2 separate regions of the Homo sapiens genome follow, and region 2 is linked to region 1. The links are chromatin loops, found by intact Hi-C in ENCODE. Cell type or tissue: endothelial cell of umbilical vein. All regions are shown on one strand. Each heading gives the region's core, and the rest is flanking DNA. Links, peaks and the distances in the headings are about the cores only.

Evidence for each region. Peaks named below come from ENCODE experiments on the same cell type or tissue, not always from the same donor. Only the 100,000 strongest peaks of a DNase experiment are listed, where the experiment ranks them.
Region 2: it touches region 1 in a loop (7-fold over the local background); 4 of 110 quality-filtered maps call a loop at or near these places.

The regions. Positions count from the first base shown.
Region 1 is chr18:13,657,434-13,660,347 of GRCh38, forward strand. No RefSeq gene overlaps it. Among named protein-coding and RNA genes, the nearest start is that of MIR4526, 48 kb to the left of the region's middle. In endothelial cell of umbilical vein, for the core only: no CTCF peak of the experiment used is centred there; a DNase peak (open chromatin) is centred at 1,598; H3K27ac peaks cover 442 bases.
Region 2 is chr18:13,796,300-13,799,213 of GRCh38, forward strand. No RefSeq gene overlaps it. Among named protein-coding and RNA genes, the nearest start is that of MC5R, 26 kb to the right of the region's middle. In endothelial cell of umbilical vein, for the core only: no CTCF peak of the experiment used is centred there; a DNase peak (open chromatin) is centred at 1,072; H3K27ac peaks cover 1,527 bases.

The sequences.
Region 1 (2,914 bases), core at 132-2,631:
ATTCAGCAGGAAGCAGTTAGAGTGGTCATTGGCCAACCTCCCCAACAGCACTTGGGTTTTCCTGTTGAGAGTGGGGACTGAGAGACAGGACTAGCTGGATTTCCTAGGCTGACTAAGAAAATCCCTAAGCCTAGCTGGGAAGGTGACGGCATCCACCTTTAAACACGGGGCTTGCAACTTAGCTCACACCCGACCAATCAGGGAGTAAAGACAGCTCACTAAAATGCTAATTAGGCTAAAACAGGAGGTAAAGAAATAGCCAATCATCTATCGCCTGAGAGCACGAGGGAGGGACAATGATCAGGATATAAACCCAGGCATTCAAGCCGGCAATGGCTACCCGCTTTGGGTCCCCTCTGTTTGTATGGGAGCTCTGTTTTCACTCTATTAAATCTTGCAACTGCAAAAAAAAAAAAAAAAAAAAAAAAAAAAAAACCTCCATCTCAAAAAAATAAAATTAAAAATAAATAAATTACATCTGTTTCTTCTACTTCATTACTTTAGTTATACAGTTGTTTTAATGAAGCACTCTGCAGTGGGGGCGGTGTTTATTATAGCCTTTGTAACAAAATGTGAAAACCCAGAAGGACCTAGGGAGAATAAATGGTTCAAAATCATTTGGCTTCTTGCCTTGCTTCCCCCACACCCTCTCCTGCCCTTCCTCCTTTCCTCTGGCTTTCCTTGTCTGAAGGATTCAGGGAAAGCACACGTGGATCTGGACACTGTCACTCACCATTCTCTCCACTTGCCTAGCTCAGTCCTGAAGCAGCCCTGGATGCACCCAGGGTCCTCGGGCAGCCTCTCCTGTTGACGGGCCTTCTCCTTCTGCGTTCCCTCTGCTGACACTGGCCGACCCACCTCCTTCAGGAATGATATGTGCAAGCACTTAGCCTTGTGCCTTACTGACAACGCCACTGTAAACCCCAGAACACTTTCCTCCTGTCTCTTGCTCTGATACTTCTTTCACCATCTGCTGGTCTCCCTCTGCAAGGGTTCCAGCCAAGGAGAACCGGCGATGGGAGAGGCAGGGTGCCTCAACCTGCTGGGTCCTCAGCAGCCTGATGGAGGGGCCACCGCTTCTACAGGGTTCTCACCACACTTGCTGTTTAACCACCATGAGTGACAAAGGCAAATGCCACACAGCAATTCTAAGCCCATCAGGTGCATGAGACACCAAACACCGCTCACAGACACTGCGGAGGGCACAGACTGGCTGTGTAGCAGGCACTGCAGTGCAGAACTGCCCACACAGTGTATGAGGGGCCAGGGTTTTTGTTTGATTTGCATTTTATTGTGGTAAAAATACTTAACATGAGAGCTACCCTCTTACCACATTTTTAAGCATATAATACAGTACAGGTTTTAAGGTTGGTAATTTTCATGGAATTCAGAGGCCAACCTCTATATTTTGGTGAAAACTAACAGTTCTTAATCTGAACTACTCAACACTAAAATTTTCCACAAATGGCAGCTTCTGATCACTTCAGATGTTCCAGTGATTGGTAGCAATTAAATGGAAAATTCCAATCTGAGCTGGCTCCAAGTATGCCACAAGTACAGGATCAGAAGCTATGACCACTGTCTGACCCTCCTCACAGCAGCAAAGCAGGAAACAGCAAACTCAGTTTGTACCAACGGGGCAATGGGGAATTTCCTGAGGTCAAATCCTCCTTGGATGTGTGAAATATTTAAACTTAGACGCAAAGAAACTAGATTTAATAACTGTTGCCATTACTTGCCTTCTAGTACGGATTTGGATGTTTCAAAATAGTGGCCGAGCACAGGGGTTCACACCTGTAATCTTAGGGAGGCCAAGGTGGGAGGATTGCTTGAGGCCAGGAGTTCAAGACCAGCCTGGGCAACCTAGTGAGACCCCCCCGGCTCTACAAAAAGCGAGCAAAGAAACAAACAACAAAACTGAAATTAGCTGTGCTTGGTGGTGTGCACCTGTAATCCTAGCTACTTGGGAGGCTGGGGTGGGAGGACTGTTTGAGCCCAGGAATTTGAGGTTGCAGTGAGTTACGATCCTGCCACTGTGCTCCGGCCTGGGCAAGAGAGCCAGATCCTGTCTCTAAAAAAATAAATAATTAAAAAAAAAAAGAAAGGGGCTGGGTGCAGTGGCTCACACCTGTAATCCCAGCACTTTGGGAGGCTGAGGCGGGTGGATCACGAGGTCAGGAGTTCAAGACCAGCCTGACCAAGATGGTGAAACCCCGTCTTTACTAAAAATACAAAAATTAGCCAGGCACGATGGCAGGCACCTGTAATCCCAGCTACTTGGGAGGCTGAGGCAGAGAACTGCTTGAACCTGGGAGGCGGAGGTTGCAGTGAGCTGAGATCGCACCACTACACTCCAGCCTGGGCGACAGAGCAAGACTCCATCTCAAAAAAAAAAAAAAAAAAAAAATATATATATATATATATATATATATATATATATATATGTAATTTATATATGGAAATAGCTACCTAATGGCTTTGCCAACACCAAGCCCACCCAGAAAGTGACAGACATCACTGAACTGGCTCACATAAGTCTCCCATCTCATAGTCCATCCCAGGTGAAGGAGAAAATGAAGCTGGAGCATGAGAAATTTTAATAAATACACGTTTCCTTCCTGCAGTCAGAAACTGAGGTCACAGAAGTGACTATCGTCCCATCCTATCACTTTAAGGACAAAAAGATGAAAAGAGATCTAAAAGAAGCTGAAAGGCAAAGAAGATGAAAGCACCAGCAGAGGAGGAAGGAAAGGAATATTTATAATAAATTGACTTGAGCTTCTGTCTCCAAAAATACAAGGGATTTCAGAAGCCCCAAAGCCTGGCCTCTTACCTGAATAATTGGCACCAAAGGAAAGCACTAAACTGGAAGTTGAGATCCCAATTTTAAATCCAATTCTTTTGTATTTCTTTC
Region 2 (2,914 bases), core at 93-2,592, 140 kb after region 1:
TCCTAATTGAATGGATTTTTTTGTTTTCTTTAAATTCTTCAACGGGGTATGACCTTCTCCCCAAGTCGAGAGCCACTGCTTTTTCTCGAATCACCTCTTCTGTCCCTTGATCCCCCAAACTGGTGTGCTACTTGCCACAGTGAGGGTGACTGGTTTTGCTCTGCTTGGCTTCTGGAGGGGCTCAGGGTGCCCCCATGAGGGTATGGAAGTGGGATCAGTGAAAACCAGGTGGGGAGTTGCAGCCATTCCCAGGAAGGAAGGCAGAAAGGCCCCGGGCCATGTGAAAGAAACAAGTAGGGTGCAACAGAGACGGTTGTGCAAGCCTGGCTGCGGTGTGGGAGCCCCGTGAGGCACCTTGCAAGGACAAGTGGAGGCCCCTGCACTCTGACGTGCCTGCGGGGCTGAGACCCCCCGGGGTCCTCCAGGGCCGGTAGAGGGTGCTGCTGCAAGCTCCCGCAGAGTGTCTGTGGGCCTGGCCACCACCCTTCAGCTGCTCCCCTAAGACGCCGTGGTATACGTTTTCCTCTTAATTTGTGTTGTGTTGGTGACAACTGCATGCACAGTACCACCTCCCTGACTCGTTTTCTCCTTGGCTGCTGACTGCACAAACCGAGACTGGTGGCAGAAAATGGCGAATTCTGAGAGAAAAAAGTGTTTTTCTAAGTCAAACTTCCTGCCATTTCCACGGAGTTTTCTATGCTACATAAGTCAATCCATTTATGTTTTGAATTTTAAAAGATTTTGGAATGTTTGAACAGAGAAGCTTCCTTGCACACATGATTTTTCAAGATTCTAGGGAATTTTTATCTACCATAGGAGAGAGAAATATTTCATACATCTAGTCAAAATGAAAATAAATACCAATTACCCATGTATCTCTCTCGCCCAAGTTCTTGCGAATCTTAATGGAATTCTCCTGGCAACGTGCAGCTTATTGGATCTTTGGAGGCAGGAAATACTCAACATATTTAAAGCATTACATTGTCCAACAGGTGAGGAATGGGGGAATACTTATATCAGTTACTTGGACACAGTCCAGTTAACTAGAGAGGCTCTATGTGTTTTGAAGATCTAGTTCCTTGAAGCTATGTAAATATGTTTTAATATTACCAAGATGAGCAGATGGCATTTTTTTTCTAAGGGTCAGGGGCCAGGGTGGTACAGGGAAGCTATTTCCCCACAAGGGAAAGAGGGGGTTTGTCAGAAAACCAGACAATGGCCAGAGGCCAGGGACCTATTGTTTTCCAGTCACAGGACATAAATCCTCTTGGGCCCAGGTTGAATTGCTCAGGGTCTCAGTATCCAGGAAATGAAGCTGTGAGAAGAGTGAATCTGAACATGAGCCCAGGACTTCCAAGTTCATTGAGAATTCACCAAGGAGCCCCGGAATTAGACAGGAGCAGTAAGGAGTAAAAAAAAAGAAAAAAAAAAAGAGGTATTCTTCAGCATTATGGACATTGCATCTGTAAGGGGGCTCTTGGCGACAAAGGAGGCTTCACTTGTGGGCAGCGTGGGGTGTCATTCTCAGGGAAAGAGCTGTCTGCATCAGCTTGGTAGAAAACCCACCTGAACTTATCCAAATAGGTTCTACTAGGTAAGGTTGTCAGTCTTTCTCCCCCCTCTAATTTTTCCCCCCTTACTGGCTTTTTCTGCTATCAGAACCCTTCTTGATCAAAGCAATGAACCCGAAACCAACAACTTCTCACCCTCCCCACCTGCAGCCACAGACCTTGGCCACCACTGCCCTCTCACCCTCATTCAATCCTCTCTTTTCCTTTATCACTAAGACTTTTGGAAAGAGCTGTGCTGCATGAATAAAACTGGAGTTCTGCTAATGAAGAAGAGAGGAAGGGAATGATTAAGACCTACCATTGATAGCACAATAGGGTGACTGTAGTCAATAAAAACTGTACATTTTAAAATAAAGAGGCCGGGCATGGTGGCTCAAACCTGTAATCCCAACATTTTGGGAGGTCGAGGCAAGTGGATCACCTGAGGTCATGAGTTCGAGACCAGCCTGGCCAATGTGGTGAAACCCTGTCTCTACTAAAATTACAAAAATTAGCCAAGCCTGGTGGCGCATGCCTGTAATGCCAGCTACTCGGGAGGCTGAGGCAGAACCTGGGAGGTGGAGGTTGCAGTGAGCTGAGATTATGCCACTGCACTCCAGCCTGGGAGACAGAGCGAGACTTCGTCTCAAAACAAACAAACAAACAAGCAAAAAACCTTAAAGAGTGTAATTGTATTGTTTGTAGCTCAAAGATAAATGCTTGAGGTGATGGATTCCCCATTCTACAAACTGTGCTTATTTCATGTTGCATGCCTGTATCAAAACATCTCATGTACCCTATAAATGTATACACCTACCATGTACCCACAAAAACTAAAATTAAAAAGGAAGAGAGGAAGGGCAGCCGCTGCAGTGATGCAGAAGCTCCTCGCCTCCAAACCGCAAGCGGCTTCTCTGCTGCGCCTTGCTTGAGCTTTTCAGGGGCATCTGTCTGTGGGAGCTTCCCTCCTCCCTTGGCTTCTGCGGGGCACCTTCTCGTCCTCCTCTGTTCTCTCACCTGCCTTCTTCACACACAGTGGCTGCCAGGCTCCTGGAGGTGCTGGCCTGGTCCTCTGCTCTGTTTCTCGGTGGCTCTTCCAGAGTTCCCGTTGTTCATACCTTTGGCTTCAGGGGACACTGCCCTGCTGATGACTCTTTCTTTCCATCTTTCGTCTCTGCTGAGACCTCTATGTCCACGGCCTTCCAGACATCCCCACGTTCTGGCTTTCAGGCAACTTCAACTTCACATGGTCAATCGCAGCCCTTCTCTTTTATGCTGAACCTGCTCTTCTTCCTGCAATTCCTCTTCAGGTGAGTGGAGCCAGGATCTTCCCAGTTGCCAGGGCAGAATACAGAGTATCATTC